2 separate regions of the Homo sapiens genome follow, and region 2 is linked to region 1. Evidence: chromatin loops called from intact Hi-C (ENCODE). Cell type or tissue: ascending aorta. All regions are shown on one strand.

Evidence for each region. A loop is a pair of places that touch in the nucleus more often than their neighbours do. Peaks named below come from ENCODE experiments on the same cell type or tissue, not always from the same donor. Only the 100,000 strongest peaks of a DNase experiment are listed, where the experiment ranks them.
Region 2: it touches region 1 in a loop (6-fold over the local background); 6 of 110 quality-filtered maps call a loop at or near these places.

Annotation. Positions count from the first base shown.
Region 1 is chr12:19,651,303-19,659,302 of GRCh38, reverse strand. LOC101928387 (a long non-coding RNA gene) reads right to left here. Exons shown (of 7, transcript XR_007063236.1): 5 at 7,280-7,928. Among named protein-coding and RNA genes, the nearest start is that of AEBP2, 220 kb to the right of the region's middle. In ascending aorta, a CTCF peak has its summit at 4,254; no DNase peak of the experiment used is centred here; H3K27ac peaks cover 5,535 bases.
Region 2 is chr12:19,707,571-19,715,570 of GRCh38, reverse strand. No RefSeq gene overlaps it. Among named protein-coding and RNA genes, the nearest start is that of AEBP2, 270 kb to the right of the region's middle. In ascending aorta, no CTCF peak of the experiment used is centred here; DNase peaks (open chromatin) are centred at 3,360 and 4,410; H3K27ac peaks cover 5,936 bases.

The DNA.
Region 1 (8,000 bases):
GCACTGGACTGACCTTTGCTGTGAATAAAAGTACATTTAAAGTGTTAACAGAGAATTTTCCCCAGAAATATGAAGTGCACATGAGATACATCATTAACTTAGCATGTTGCTATAGGAGCATTTTCTTTCACAGCAAAGAATACACTGCGTTATATATCAACAAATACTCAGCGCAGATGAAAAATCACAATCATAAAAAGTAGATAATATTTTTAAATATAAAGTCAATATATTTTCTTACACTAATTTCTAGTTCCCAGTTTTCCCAGGGGTCTCCCTTACATTGAATCAATGGTATTAATTACTTAAAAGAAGTCAGTTTTGGCCAGGCATGGTGGCTCACGCCTATAATCCTAGTACTTTGGGAGGCCGAGGCAGGTGCATTGCCTGAGCTCAGGAGTTCGAGACCAGACCGGGCAACATGGTGAAACCCCATCTCTAATAAAATACAAAAGAAATTAGCCAGGCGCGGCAGCATGTGCCTGTAGTCCCAGCTACTCAGGAGGCTGAGGCAGGAGGATTGCTTGAACCTGGGAGACGGAGGTTGCAGTGAGTAGAGATTGCACCACTGCACTTCAGCCTGGGCAACAGAGCAAGACACTGTCTCTAAAAAAAAAAAAAAAAGTAGTCAATTTTAAGTTTTAGGTTATATTTTAATACAAGTGAATCAACAGGTTTTACTTTCAGAGAAATAAATTGTTTTAATCCTAAAATCTTTTATTAAGTTCAGAATATAGAATTTATGAGACTAAAATAGAAAGAATGCAGGTTATGACATCAAAGCAGCTTCCTGTACATAGGAAAGGAAGTAAAAGCTCAAGTAGCAAGGCAAGAAGTAGAAAGAATTGAAAAGGTAAAGCTAGGCCGGGCACAGTGGCTCAGGCCTGTAATCCCAGCATTTTGGGAGGCTGAGACTGGAGGATCACTTGAGGTTGGGAGTTCGAGACCAGCCTGGCCAACATAGTGAAACCCTGTCTCTACTAAAAATACAAAAATTAGCCAGGCATAGTGATGTGCACCTGTAATCCCAGCTACTTGGGAGGCTGAAGCAGGAGAATCGCTTGAATCCAGGAGGCAGAGGTTGCAGGGAGCCGAGATCGTGCCACTGCACTCCAGTCTGGGTGACAGAGAAAGAATCCATCCCAAAAAATATTAAATATTAAAAATTGAAAAGGTAAAGCTAGCGTAATATAATGCCTGAGATTCCAAGAAAGAAATCAGGGCCTACATACCACCTTCCTGGGCCACAACCTGACAGAAACGCCACCACCACCACTACCACACTCCTGCCAAAAAAAAAAATTCCCCAAATCTCCATGCCTGGCTAGCTAGATGAGCTAGAGCTAGCATTTCTAGTAGTCCATTACTTGAGAATAGCATGCAGTAGATCCTGAAATTTGCATATGCTCACATGGGTAACATGGAAATTCTAAGAACAATAGACTTTTTAAAAGATAATTTCATTTTTTCAGGGAAGTATAATGACTCCCATACAAATACAAACTGAACACAATTCAAAGACTGTTTTTAACTCATTAATTAATGAGGGAATTGGTAAGATGTTACATCTGGCTCTAAAGAGAATTCAAAGAATATATATATAAATGCTGCAACAAATTTACAAATAGATGCAAAATGGAGCTGTCTGCAGGGCAATAAATTATTGCATTCCACTAGATACAAGTCATTTGCATTGCTGCAGACAAGAATCATATACATCACTTTTAGTTTCCTACAATTTACAGAACTGTAAAATAGCTCAAACACAATGAAAGGAACCAGATAACTAGAAGGATACACTAGACTATGCTTTGTTTTTCATTAAAGACTCGCAGTAATCTTTTCTTTCAATTTACAGTCTTTCGCAATGATTGGAAGATACCTGTGATCTGGAGAAAAAAAATGAGAGTCTACAGAGACCTTACCTCCCGAGGCAATGGCAAATCTCACAGCCACTAGCAGTGACAGTCAAGAGAATGACCAAGAATAGGATCCAACCAGCCCACTATGAGGAACACCAGCACAGAAGGCCTGGTCACCACAGTGGGATAAGGGTCCAGCTGGTAGAGTCCAGCAAAGTCCCAGAGGGTAAAGGCCTCTTCCACTCTCTTCAAGATACTAAGCTTCTGCATGAACCCAGGCACCAACTTGGGAAGGAGGAATGAGGAGAGACCCCTTGAGAGATAAGAAAAGCTTAAACTTTTAATGAGTATTTAGCAGAAAGCAATTGATTTGAAACAGAAGAAACTGGGTTGCTTTTTATTGACCAGGGGCATATGCTGAATTGTGCCCTCACACACACAAATTTGTGTGTTGAAGCCCTAACCCTCCATACCCCAGAACTTAACTGTATTTAGAGATAGGGCCTTTAAAGAGGTGATGAAGTTAAAACGAGGCCCTAAGGGTAGACAGTAATCCAATCTGACTGGTATTATAAGCAAAGGAAATTTGGACATACAAGGAAACACTAGATGCCCACACACAGAGGAAAGACCATGTGAGAACACAGAGAGAAGGCAGCCATTTGCAAGCCGAGGAGAGAGGCTTCATGAGAAACGAGCACTGCCAACACCCGAATCTTGGACTTCCAGCCTCTAAAACCATAAAAAAATTAATTTCTGTTGTTTCAGCCATCCAGTCCCTGGCATTTCATTACGGCAGCCATAGCAAACTAATACAGCATTTTAAGGGTTGTGGGGTGTTCATTTCATATCAGTAGGAGCAAAAGCAAGATGAAATGTCGGTTAAATAAAATGTAAAAAGCTACTTGTTTGTTTTTTGGTTTTGGACATCCGTGGGCATTTTAATCCTGTCATATAGGATGAGTGCTTCATAGGTTTTGGACACATTCTCAGACCCAAAGATACGAATAACCTTTACTAGTTAAAGGTCTTCAATAGAGCAAAGCCTATGGCCACCAAGGAAACAAGTCTCAAAGAGCTCAAAACCTCCTTCTGGCCACTGCTCAGTGTCAGGCTTCTACAGGATAGAAATGATGAGGGGAAGCAGAAGGTATAAGACTGGAAAGAAGATATTCTTTTTTTTTTTTTTTTTTTGAGACGGAGTCTCGCTCTCACCCAGGCTGGAGTGCAGTGGCACAATCTTAGCTCACTGCAAGCTCCACCTCCCAAGTTCACGCCATTCTCCTGCCTCAGCCTCCCAAGTAGCTGGGACTACAGGCACCCGCTACCATGCCCGGCTAAATTTTTTGTATTTTTAGTAGAGACGGGGTTTCACCATGTTAGCCAGGATGGTCTCGATCTCCTGACCTCGTAATCTGCCCACCTCAGCCTCCCAAGGTGCTGGGATTACAGGCGTGAGCCACCGGGCCCGGCCAAGAAGATGTTCTTGAGTCAGGTTCTTTCCTAAAATCATGATTGGCAGTTATCTTCATCCATTTGTGCTGCTATAATAAAGTTCCTGACACTGGGCAATTGATAAAGAATATAAATGTATTTCTCTCAGCTCTAGAGGCTGAGAAGTCCAAGGTCAAGGCACTGGTAGGTTTGGCGTCTGGTGAGGACTGCTCCATCAGTGGCATGTTCTTGCAGTGGCATCCTCACATGGCAGAAGGAGGAGGAGTAAGGAGACCTTAAGCCAGTTCCCTCTAGTCCTTTTACAAGACACTAATCCATTCACAAGGGCAGAGCCCCCATGGCCTAACCACCTGCTAAAGGCACCCCTCCTACTACCACCACAATGGGGATTAAGTCTCAACATGAATTTTGGAGCAGACATAAATGTTCAGACCATAGCAGCAGTATTTTTTCTCTTTTTCAAACTGTTATGTGTTTCTGAGCCCTTCTGTTGGGGGAGAAAGATCACAAAGGTTTTCTGGAAAAGCAATTCTAAACAGATATCTGAAGAATATGTTTTTCATTCAGTGATTGCTAAGGAAAAAAAAAAAAAAACTCATTAGCTTTGACCTGAATAAGGATACACTCATACACTCAGGCCTAAGTGTCTGGTGTAGAAACAGTGCCACACTAACTTCAGTGAGAAAGAAAAGCACAAATACTACATTTCCAAATTTAGTCAACTAGGGACATTGAGTCAGGCCAATTTAAAACAGGTCCAAAATTTCATCATTCCAAGGAGTTGAGTATTGTCTCTTATCTACTAATCTAAAATTAAATTTCCCGTTTAGCTTTGACATAGAGACTATTTATAGACATTCAAAAAAAAGAAGAAAATCAAAAGGCTTAAACCCAGGTCATAGGTCCTAAAACCAAAAGCAGTGAGAAGAAAGTGACATCTAATGGTTGGTTTCCTTCAAAACATCTCTGGTTGCCCCCTAAAACTCAAGAGACAAGGAAAGGGAGATTTTGACCTTAGTCATTAGAAAAAGTCTCAAAAATCCTAAAAAGTCAAAAATGTCATCCAGCCCTCTGGGAAACCGGCTCAATGCATTCAAATTAATGTCGTGCTGGGCTGCAGAAACTTTTGACCAGAAGGCATTCCAAGGAGTAACCATAAACAGCTTAAATGATATTAGATGCGTCATAAGATCTTTTTTTACTCTTGTTAAAAATAACAATAACAAACACTTATGAAGTACAGACATGTGCCAAATCCTGGCCTAAGTGTCTCATATATACTAACTCATCTAAAGATATTTTTCCACAATATTTATACGCATGAATAAACAATAGATTCTACTAAAATTCTTAAGGCTAAAGTAGGAATGAATTAATGTTGTGAAAAGACAGGAATATTAAATGTATTTCATTACTTCTTAGAACAGAACTGCAAAAGAACTTGAGAGGTCATAGTTCAGGAGTTGTTGAAAAATCTATCCCATGAGAGAAAATGCAGCATTTTCACTTATTTTTATTTATTCCTTCATTCTTTCTATGCTGCTCTTTGCTTTCTTGTCTTCCATCTTGTGAAAATATTTATGACAAACTTTTTATCCTGTCATTGCATTTTGCTGGTACTTTTTAGGCTTAAAGGTGAACTCCTGAAGTTTATCTCCTTCCAGGCATCATCTCTTCAATTCTGGAAACAGTTACCAGATAAATGGTGGTAACTAGCTTAAGCGTCACAGGACAAACGGCCAGGCTAATATCAAGAGTAGGTATATGAATCACAGCTATGTTTCTGCTGCAGCAAAATGTCTTCAAATAAAAATTAGACCATAAGCATTAAACTGCCTACTAAAAGAAGATTTTTTTAAATATTATATGTTAACCACTCAACCAGTTAAATATCAAACAATATAAACTGCTCCTACATTTAAGTGTAGTTTCATTTTTCATACAAGTTATAGAAGTCATATGTATTCTTACCTACAGTTTTATCAGTCAATAAATTACATGTGTTCTCCTGCCTATACGTAAGTTCAGTCTGAGAGACAGCATCAGGGATTTTTTTATAATAACCATTCCTTTGCAATGAATAAAGACACTAATTTATCTCTTATGGACTCATAATTTGTTCTGAAGCATCTTCTGTTGTTATGTGGACCCTCTTCATGCTCCTTGAAGGCTGGAGGAGTGCAGTGATCCAGGGCTTCACTGGTCTCCTGCTTTTGGAGTTTATCTCTGCTATATGCAGAAGCTTTTATTCCCTTTTCCTTTTGTAATACTCAGAACAGAAAATGCATAGACTACCTACCCTTACCGAAATATATAAAACTCTTTGCTTATATTTCTTCAATCAAGAAGAGGTTCTGTTGAGAACCAAATTTCTACATGGCCCAATCTTCTTTCCTTCAACTTTAAAGATCATTTATAATGTATTTTACAAAGAACACATTAGGATTATCTATTAATCAAGCTGGTAATCTCCATTAGAGGAATTGATTATTTTGTACTCCTCAGAACAAAAGGAACACAAATTTCAGACATATAACCCAGAACAAGTATAAGGATTTAATCAGCCCACTGCTGAAAAGAAAAAGCCCTGGCCCGTATTATTTATTGGTGACTTCCAGGAGCATGGACATAAGATCTTTTTTTCTTTCTGTTTCTTAAAGAGGAAAATTGCAAAAGAAACAGGAAATCTATCCTTTTCTCTTAATGCCTCTTAAGAGGAAGAAATGTTTCAGTCACGTTTCTGACTGTGGAAAAAAATGATAAGTTACTGGTTAAAAAAAAAAAAATCAAAGATGAACTCCATAACATTCTCCTTTCCTTAGAGTCCTCAAACTCTCACACAGTCCAGGCCCCAGAACCCTGCCCTCAGTTTCTTCCCAAATAAAGTCCTCCTCAACCTTTTAGGAAGCTTCCCTCCCAGCCTCACTCCAGGCATTTTTCCAGTACCCAAGAGGCCCTGGCACATGTTGGGTTCTCAATACCTGTGCCCTAAGTTAATTAACTATAAAACGAGCATGGTTATAAGCTTATTTTCAACTCATCCACAGGTCAGTTTCTCTGGCCAGAGTCAGCCTGCAAATACAGTAATTTCAATTTCACAATTGTATTTCTAGAGCTGTTGAGGGGAAGCAATCATGTTAGGCCAAACTAGCAACTGAGCCAGGCCTTGTGTCAGAAAGATGGGGGCTGACAGTGGCTAAGGCAATTTCCTCCAAAACACTAGGTAGTTAGGTCAGGAGAAACTTAAATAAGGCAATAGCTCTTCTTGTCATCAGAGGCCTTGGTTTTCACATCTGTAAAACAAAATCCTTGGTCTAAATGACTTCTGACACACTGACTTAAATTTTGCCACAGAGTTCAAGCTAGAAACAAGAAAGTAGCTGTAAAAGCCAGGGCCCTTCATGGTATAGCTAAGAGAGAAATCTAATTCACCAAAAATTCAGAGAGGGGAGTGCTTCTCATGAGAAAAGAATGAGAGACTAATTCCCAAGGATTTTCTCTTCAAATAGCACGTCGTGGAGAAAGAAAGATAAATGGAGAAATGTGGCAGTAAAAAAATTCTGTAGATGAGAAAAAAGACAGGGAACTTCTTAGTACCTGCCCTAGTCGTAAATTGTCAATAGAGACATGCTTTTCAAACTATGGTAAACAACTTGTTTTGTTTTTTATTTCTAATTTTATTGTAAGCTGATCTCTGATCTTTGTTAAGTTAGAGAGAGACATCGTAACACTTCATCTCTAAAGTATGGAAAGAGAGCAAACACTATCTTGAAGGTAATAATTACAGAATTGCTTAGCCCTGGTCTAGCAGATTTTAAAATAAATTTTGCAGAAGTGCGTTAAAACGAGCACACCGTGAAGGGCCTACTTGCAAACTAACAAGTTACCCTGCTAGAGTTTATGGATGCTGGGAGAAGACGTGAGACTCCTGGATTACAGGCAAATGAGAGGCTATTACTCACCACAATAGTAGTAGCCACGGTATCAGCATCTGAGCCAATTCCTCCAAACCCCAGTACCCGCAAGGTGATGCAAATAGGGCTAGATAATACCAGCATCCACAGTCAATTGTGTTCCAGCAAAAAAAAAACAAAAAAACAAAAAACTGAACTTAGAAAACCTGAATATTTTATAACAGGAAATAAGCATGCCTGCCTATGTCCTGGAAAGAGACATCATCCTTATTATATTGTATAGTAAGCATGCTTATATGTTTGCCCCAGAGGAGGACTACCTCTACCTGCCAAGGTGTATTAGTCTCCTGTTGCTGCCATAGCAAATTAGCACAAACTTAGTGGCTTAATGGATACAAATGTATTATCTTGCAGTTCTGGAGTCAGAAGTCCAAATTGGGCCTCACTGCGCTGAAGTTTCTTTTCCATTTTCTTAACTTTTTCAGCTTCTAGAGGTCACCAGCATGCCTTGGACCATGGCCCCATTCTTCCATCTTCAAAACTAGCAAAGGCAAATTGAGTGCTTTTCACATCACATCACTCTGACCTCATTCTTCCACTTTAAAGGATCCTTGTGATTACGTTGAGCCCACCTGAATAATCCAGGATAACCTTTGTATGTGAAGGTCCTTTAGCTGATCAGCATTCTTAATTTCATCTGTAACATAAATTTTCATTTGTTATGCAAGGTAACGTATTCACAGGTTTCTGGGATTAAGCTATGGACATA
Region 2 (8,000 bases), 56 kb before region 1:
AAAATCCCATAGTCTGAGTCCAAAACCTCCTTAAGCTAATAAACAACTTCAGCAAATTATCAGGATACATAATCAATGTACAAAAATCACTAGCATTCCTATATACAAACAGCAGTCAAGCCAAGAGCTTAATGAGGAATGTAATCCCATTCACAAATGCAACAAAAAGAATAAAATACTTAGGATTACACCTAACCAGGGAGGTGAATGATCTCTGAAATGAGAATTTCAAAACACTGCTGAAAGAAATCAGAGATGACACAAACAAATGGAAAAACATTCAATGCTCATGGACAGGAAAAATCAGTATCATTAAAATGGCCATACTGTCCAAAGCAATGTATAGATTCATTGCTAGTCCTACTAAATTACCAATGACATTCTTCACAAAACTAGGAAAAAACTATTTTAAAATTCATGCAGAACCAACAATAAGCCCTGATAGCCAAGGCAATACTAAGCAAAAAGAACAAAACTGAAGGCATCACACTACCTGACATTAAACTATACTGCAGGAATAAAATAACCAAAACAACATGGGACTGGTACAAAAACTGACACATAGACCAATGGAATAGAATAGAGAGCCCAGAAATAAGGCCACACACCTATGACTATCTGACCTTTGACAAACCTGACAAAAACAAGCAACAGGGAAAGGACTCCCTATTCAATAAACGTTGCTGGCGTAACTGGCTAGCCATATGCAGAAAATTGAAGCTAGACTCCTTCCTTACACCATATACAAAAATCAACTCAAGATGTATTAAAGACTTAAATACAAAACCCAAAACTATAAAAATCCTGGAAGATAACCTAGGCAATGCCATTCTGGACATAGATTTCATGATGAAGACACCAAAAGCAATTGCAACAAAAGCAAAAATTGACTAATGGGATTTGATTAAACTTAAGAGCATCTATACAGCGAAATAAACTATCAATAGAGTAAAATAGACAACCTACAGAATGGGAGAAAATTTTTGCAGACTATGCAACAGAAAAAAAGTCTAATATCTAGAATCTATAAGGAACTTAAACAAATTTACAAGAAAAAAAACAAACAACTCATTAAAAAGTGGGCAAAGGACATGAACACTTTTCAAAAGAAGACTTAAATGTGGCCAATAAGCATATGAAAAAAGGCTCAAAATCACTGATCATTAGAGAAATGCAAATCATCACGCCTGTAATCCCAGCCCTTTGGGAGGCCAGGGTGGGCAGATCACCAGAGTTCAGGAGTTCGAGATCAACCTGACTAACATGGTGAAACCTCGTCTCTACTAAAAATACAAAAAATTAGCCGGGCGTGGTGGTGCATGCCCGTAATCCCAGCTACTCAGAAGGCTGAGGCAGGAGAATCGCTTGAACCCAGGAGGCGGAGGTTGCAGTGAGCCGAGATTGTGCCATTGTACTCCATCCTGGGCAACAAGAGCAAAACTCCGTCTCAAAAAGGAAGAAAAAAAAAAGAAAAATGCAAATCAAAATCACAAGGAGATACCATCTCATATCAGTCAGAATGGCTATTATTAAAAAGTCAAAAAACAGTTGCTGACGAGGTTGTGGAAAAAAAGGAATGTGTATACACTATTGGTGGCAATTCCTCAAAGAACTAAAAACCGAAATACCATTTGACCCAGCAGTCCCATTACTGGGTATATACCCAAAAGAAAATACATCATTCTGTCATAAAGACACATGCACGTGTATGTTCATTGCAGCACTACTCACAACAGCAAAGACATGGAATCAACCCAAATGCCCATCAATGACAGATTGGATAAAGAAAATATGTTACATATACATGATGGAATACTATGCAGCCATAAAAAATAATGAGATCACGTTCTTTGTAGGAACACGGATGGAGTCCATAGTTAGCAAACTAACCCAGGAACAGACATCCAAATACCACTTTCTCACTTATAAGTGGGAGCTAAAGTATGAGAACACATGGACACATAGAGGGGAACAACAGACACTGGAGCCTACTTGAAGGTGGAAGGTAGGAGGAGGGAGAGTATCAGGAAAAATAACTAATGGATGCTAGACTTAATACCTATGCAACAAACCTGCACGTATACCCTTGAAATTAAAATAAAAGTTTAAAAGAAGAGTTATCACCTTCTTTCAACTGGTTCATTTTAGGAATGTGTAAAATATTGAGCCAGAACTTGGTAGTGCAGTCAATATCCTCAGAAGAGAGTTGTTTTCTCCCAAATAACAGAAGATGTTTTACAGAAAGAACCTTATTAGCACCAGAATTTAGGTTTGTGATAAGTGGTTGAGTCTAAAGATTTGTAACAATGAAACATATCACTGGTTCTCATCTTGAAAACTGAAAACAAAAGGAATATTTCTTGGCCTAGTACCTGTGGTGTTTAACTTTTCACTCTTGCTTCCAGTTCTTTAGTTATAGCCCACAGAGAGAATATGGTAAACAAATCATTAAGCTATTTGGTTTATCATAAAATACTTCCATTTGACCATTTGACACACATTAATTAAGTACCTATTACATCGAGGAACTAGACTGATACAAAGATGAATAAGATAATATCTTGTAAGAAAGAGAGACAGACATGGAAACAACTGCCCTACAGCATACACAATGTGAGCATTGTAGAACAAAATGGAATGGAAATGTGGGACGGTATTCTAGGCAGCAAGACACGTATGCCAAAGACATGGATTGAGATAACCAAACGAATTTGGGGAACTGTGAGCAACTTGTCTAGGTAGACATGTGGAGCTAGGGAAGATGGTTAGGAAAAGTAATTGGAAGTATAGATTAAGGCTGAATCATGTATAACCTTTATTAATTAATGAATGAGTATTACTGGGCACTTACTATATGCTAGGAATCATGCTAGATAATGCAGCCACAGCAGTGAACACAGCAGACAAGATCCCTGCCCTAGATTCTGGTATATGCAAGGCTGAGACCTTAGTCTAAAGGCAACAGAGGTAAGCAGGGAAAATGGCACAAACTGATTTAGAAAGTTAACTCTTTTAAGAATATATAGAATAACTGAAACAGGAAAAACTAGACATAGTAAAATGAGTTGGAAGACTACTACAATAGACCAGATGAGTCCTGTTTCTGATCTCTTCCATTAAATATTACGGTCTCCTCATACATGAGTCTTCATCAGGAATTTGTAGAGAATTTTAATTCAAAATATCATTTTACTTGATTCAGTTCTCACAAAATGTGAGTTAGTCCTCAAACCTTAACAAATTTCTACACCAACAATATATTTTTGTTGGATCCACATCATGTTGCACCACTAGCAACTCTTAGTCATCCTGACTCATTTCCTGAACTTTCAGTTGCTTCAAACGAACTTCATTTTGTCTAAGAGTCGAGACAGACAGAAGCCGCCTATAAGGGCCCAGTGAATTCTCAACATCAAGAGGACTTCCAAAGTAGTAGCTAAGTCAAGACTCCTACCATTACCAAGATAATTAGAACCTCCAGGATATATGATCTTCCAAACTCTACTATCCGTTTTGTATGTATCACAGAGTCCCAAAAATTGCCCAAAGTCCTGGAATTTGTATGAAAGGGCCTAAGAAATTCATTCTTTTTTATATGGAACTTCACACACTTACATCCATTGCTTCATTTATTCCCTGTAACAATCAACGGAATAAGGCAAATTTGACATAATCAGACCCATTTTAAACATGGAGATACTAAAACCAAGGGAGATGAAGACTTTGACCCAAAGGTGCATTCTAGTTAAGAAGCAGAGTAAGAGCTAGAATCCAGAGCTTTTGACTCCTGGACCATGTTTTGCTTTACCTCCATGCCATCTCCTCAGCCATCAATCATTGTCTCTCTCCTACTGTGCCTACACAGCTGCATAACAATTCTTTGCTTTCTTAAAGGTTAATGAACAACCTCTTCTATGTTAAGCTAGCCTTCCTGAAGCAATTTCTCTTGTTTTGTAATACTCAAAGCCATCCATGTCTACCGCAAATAAAATCTCTTCTTTCTCTTCTTCATGATTCCCTTCATCCTCCTCTCCAACCTCCTCAGGGTTCCAGAAAAATTGAACCCTAGTCAACCCACATTGACCCTAGGAGGATTCAGGCTATTTTTAGATCAAGACTGACATACTCAGGCAGCAAAGAGAGCCAGTGAGATGCCAAACTTAGTATTCACCCTGGAAATGAACAAAAATGGGAAGCAAGCTGGCCAGTTCAGCGTGCCTTCAGATTTATAATAAATTGTCTGAGAGAACTTAGTGAATTAGCAATGACTCCATGCCAGAAATTCTTTGCCTCAGCCAATCCTGGAACTTACTCCGCTAAACCTAGGCCACCTGAGGTTTTTCAAAAATATTACTTTCACATAAAGTCCACATAGCTCAGCCACTGCTGCCAAGAACAAGTCCTGGAGAACGTACTGGCAAGCTTGGTGCTTGTCCCACTGGGTAGTCACATGAGCTGAGAGGCAGCACGTAAAAGACAGAAACTCTCTTAAGTAGGCGTCAGAAATCCTAGATTCCTTACCACTTCTGAGCCATGTGACATTGAGAGAGTCACTAGGAAGATCTATGGCCACAGCTGTGGAGTGTGCAGCTTTTGCTGTCAGCCCCTTCTGGGGCTGTCTCAGTCTCAGCCATAGAGAACCGTCTCCCCTAAAAGTCATATCCTTCTAGGGGCAGCCCACAGTCAAATGACTGATTAGGGTTAAAAGGACTGGAAATGTTGGCCCAATGCAAGACATCCCTGCCAGGCCTTTTTAGCTCCAGAGCTCCCCATGGAATCAGCTAAGACTGCTGGGCTGGGTCTACATCACAGCTAGACCCCTCTCCATGCCAACCCTGCTGCTTCTACCTCTCTTCCAAGGTTTGATCCTAAGAGTACTCCTTCATGCACAACCTGAAACATTAACAGCATCTCAGAGTATGCTTCCTGGTGAACCAAACATGCAGCACCAATAAATAAATGCTACTATTAGTGAACTCCAAAAAAATGACAACTCAAAGAAGAATCTTCTGAAATTAGAGTTATTTTAATTAGGTTAAAAAAATCTCCACAAACCATGCCATGTCACACTATGTTGGAAGTTAGACAAGATCTCTGCTAAGCGCCTGAAGGACAAAGCACAAATAGTAATAATAATAATACAGCCTTCTGCCTCCATTTCTTCACAGTTGAATTCCTAGATGCATTTCATGGAATCAGAGAAGTGTTTCTTCTTTCTCAGCAGCTTTACCTTTCTCTGCAATCCCGTTAGATGTCCTATACTCCCTTCGATGCCTAACGCCTTCCTCCTCTCTAGCTCCCTCTTTCATATCAATAAGAAAAAATTATGCAAAAGTCTGTAACTGTCTCAGACTTATCATTGAAATTACATTTGTTAGTGGATAAGTATTAAGTGGGTTCTGTGGTGGCTACCCAGATCCCCACTTCAGGACTGAAAGGTTTACATTCCCCAGCAGCTAGAAGTGCTGCTGGCAGAGAGCCCTCAGCTCTCCAAGAACTACCCTCAGCTGAAGATAGCTGCATCGCCCATGAACACAGCCCCATAAAATGACTGGTCAGTGCACAAGACTAATGGTCCCTTCATCACAATTTAGGACAACTTTGAAAAGCCATCCCACCTTCTGAGCCCCTGTAAAGTTGGCTGAGGCTATGTGAAGACCGAATCACAGCCTAATTTCTCCTTCTGCCCAGTCCTTTTTCCTATCCTTCCAGAAAAGTTGTTAGCCCTGAAAGTACTCCCTAATAAGTCTCCCACATACTAATCTCTATTCCAGAGTCTGCCTCAGTTGGTAGCAGTAGTATTCCAGAAAAGCAGATGCTATGATGGAATATGGGGGTTTAAATATCGTCTGGCTGGCAATGAAAACCTCATCACTGGTGGTGGATTCCTGATAATTCTAGGTCCACCATACACCTCTCACCTACCCAACACATACTAGAAGAAGTCAAAAGAATATGTATGAAACTGGATTCTAAGAAAGCTGTATCAAAGTGGACAATACAATTGTCACTTGCACCAGTGCTAAACTAGGATGATAAACCAATAGAAAGAAATGTATTGGGACTTTGAGAATTTGAGGATAACAGAAATTCTAAGAAAAATATAATTAGATGGCAATTGCTGGGGACAATTGAGGCTCTGGAGAAAAAAGGCAATGAAAAGCTGATGGTTATAAATCACCAATTAAAAGCTAAGTGTGGCCAGGTGCAGTAGATCACATCTGTAATCCCAATGCTTTGAAAGACCAAGGTGGGAGGATTGCTTGAGAACAGGAGTTTGCAACCAGCCTGGGCAACATAGTGAGACCCTATCTATACAAAAAATTGAAAAATAAAACTTAGCTGGGCATGGTGGTGCATGCGCATAGTCCTGGCTACTCAGGAGACCAAGGCAGGAGGATCCCGTTGAGGCTGCAGTGAGCTATGATTGCACCACTGCACTCCAGCCTGAGTGACAGACTGAGACTCTGTTTCAAAAAAAAAAAAAAGGTAAGTGTGCAGAGTTGACATTCAATGGGTACAAAGTTTCAGTTATGCAAAACGAATAAGCTCTAGAGATCTACAACATTGTGCCTAAAATTAACAATATTGTTTTGTACACTTAAAAATTTAAGAGAGCAGATCTCACATTAATTGGTATTACCGCACTATTTTCTTAAATCGGTGGGGGAAAAAAATCCAAATGTGAAACAAAGAGGACTTACACTTCTTAATTTCAAAACTTACTACAAAGATAAAGTAATCAGGACAATGTAGTACAAGACAGATATACAGATCAATGGGGTCCAGAAATAAACCCACTTCTAGCCTATTGATTTTTGGCAATGGTGCCAAGTCCATTCAATGGGGCAAAATTTGTGTCCTCAAGAAGTGGCGTTGGAACAACTGGAAAGCCTCATGCAAAAGAATAAAGTAGATCCCCTACACCATATACAAAAATTAACTCAAAATGGATCAAATACTTAAGTTTAAGAGCTAAAACTTTAAAAACCTTAAAAGAAAACATAGAGGTAAACATTCATAACCTTGGATTTGGCAATGGTTTCTTAAATATGGACCCAAAAGCATAACAAAAGAAAAATAGATAAATTAAACTTGATTAAAATTAAAAACATTTGTGCATCAAAGCACATTATCAAGAGAGCAAAAGGACAATTCACAGAATGAGAGAAAGTATTTGCAAATGAAATATCTGCCAAAGGTTTAATATCCAAAGAATGTCTACGACTCAACAACAAAACGACAACCCAAATAAAATATGAGCAAATGACTTGAATAGACATTTCTCTGAGGAAGATATATAAATAGACAATAAGCACATGTTACTCATCATTAGTCATTAGGGAAATGCAAATCGAAACTCTGATGTAATACTACTTCACATCCACTAGGATGGCTATGGTCAGAAAACAGACTATAACAAGTGTTGGCCATTACGTAGAAAGGTTGGAATGCTCTTATATTACTGTTGGGAATATAAAGTCATGCAATCACTTTAGAAAACATTCTAGCAGTTCCACAAAAAGTCAAACATGGAGTTACCATATGATCCAGCAATTCCGCTCCTATGTATATGCCCAAGAGAACTGAAAACACGTTCACCAAAACAAAAACAAAAACAAAACTTGCACATCACTGTTCATAACATTATCCATCACAGCCAAAAGGTGGAAACAACCCAAACATCCATCAACTGATGAATAAAATGTGGTATGTCCATAAAGTATAATATTATTCAATCATAAAAAATGAATAAGTATATTCATTTGACAGAATATATTCATTTGAGAGAATAAGTATATTCAAATGAGAGAAGCCAGCTGGACTTCCTGGGTCGAGTGCGGACTTGGAGAACTTTTCTGTCTAGCTGGAGGATTTTAAATGCACCTATCAGCACTCTGTGTCTAGCTAAAGGATTGTAAATGCACCAATCAGCACTCTGTAAAAACGCACCAATCAGCACTCTGCGTCTAGCTAGAGGATTGTAAATGGACCAATCA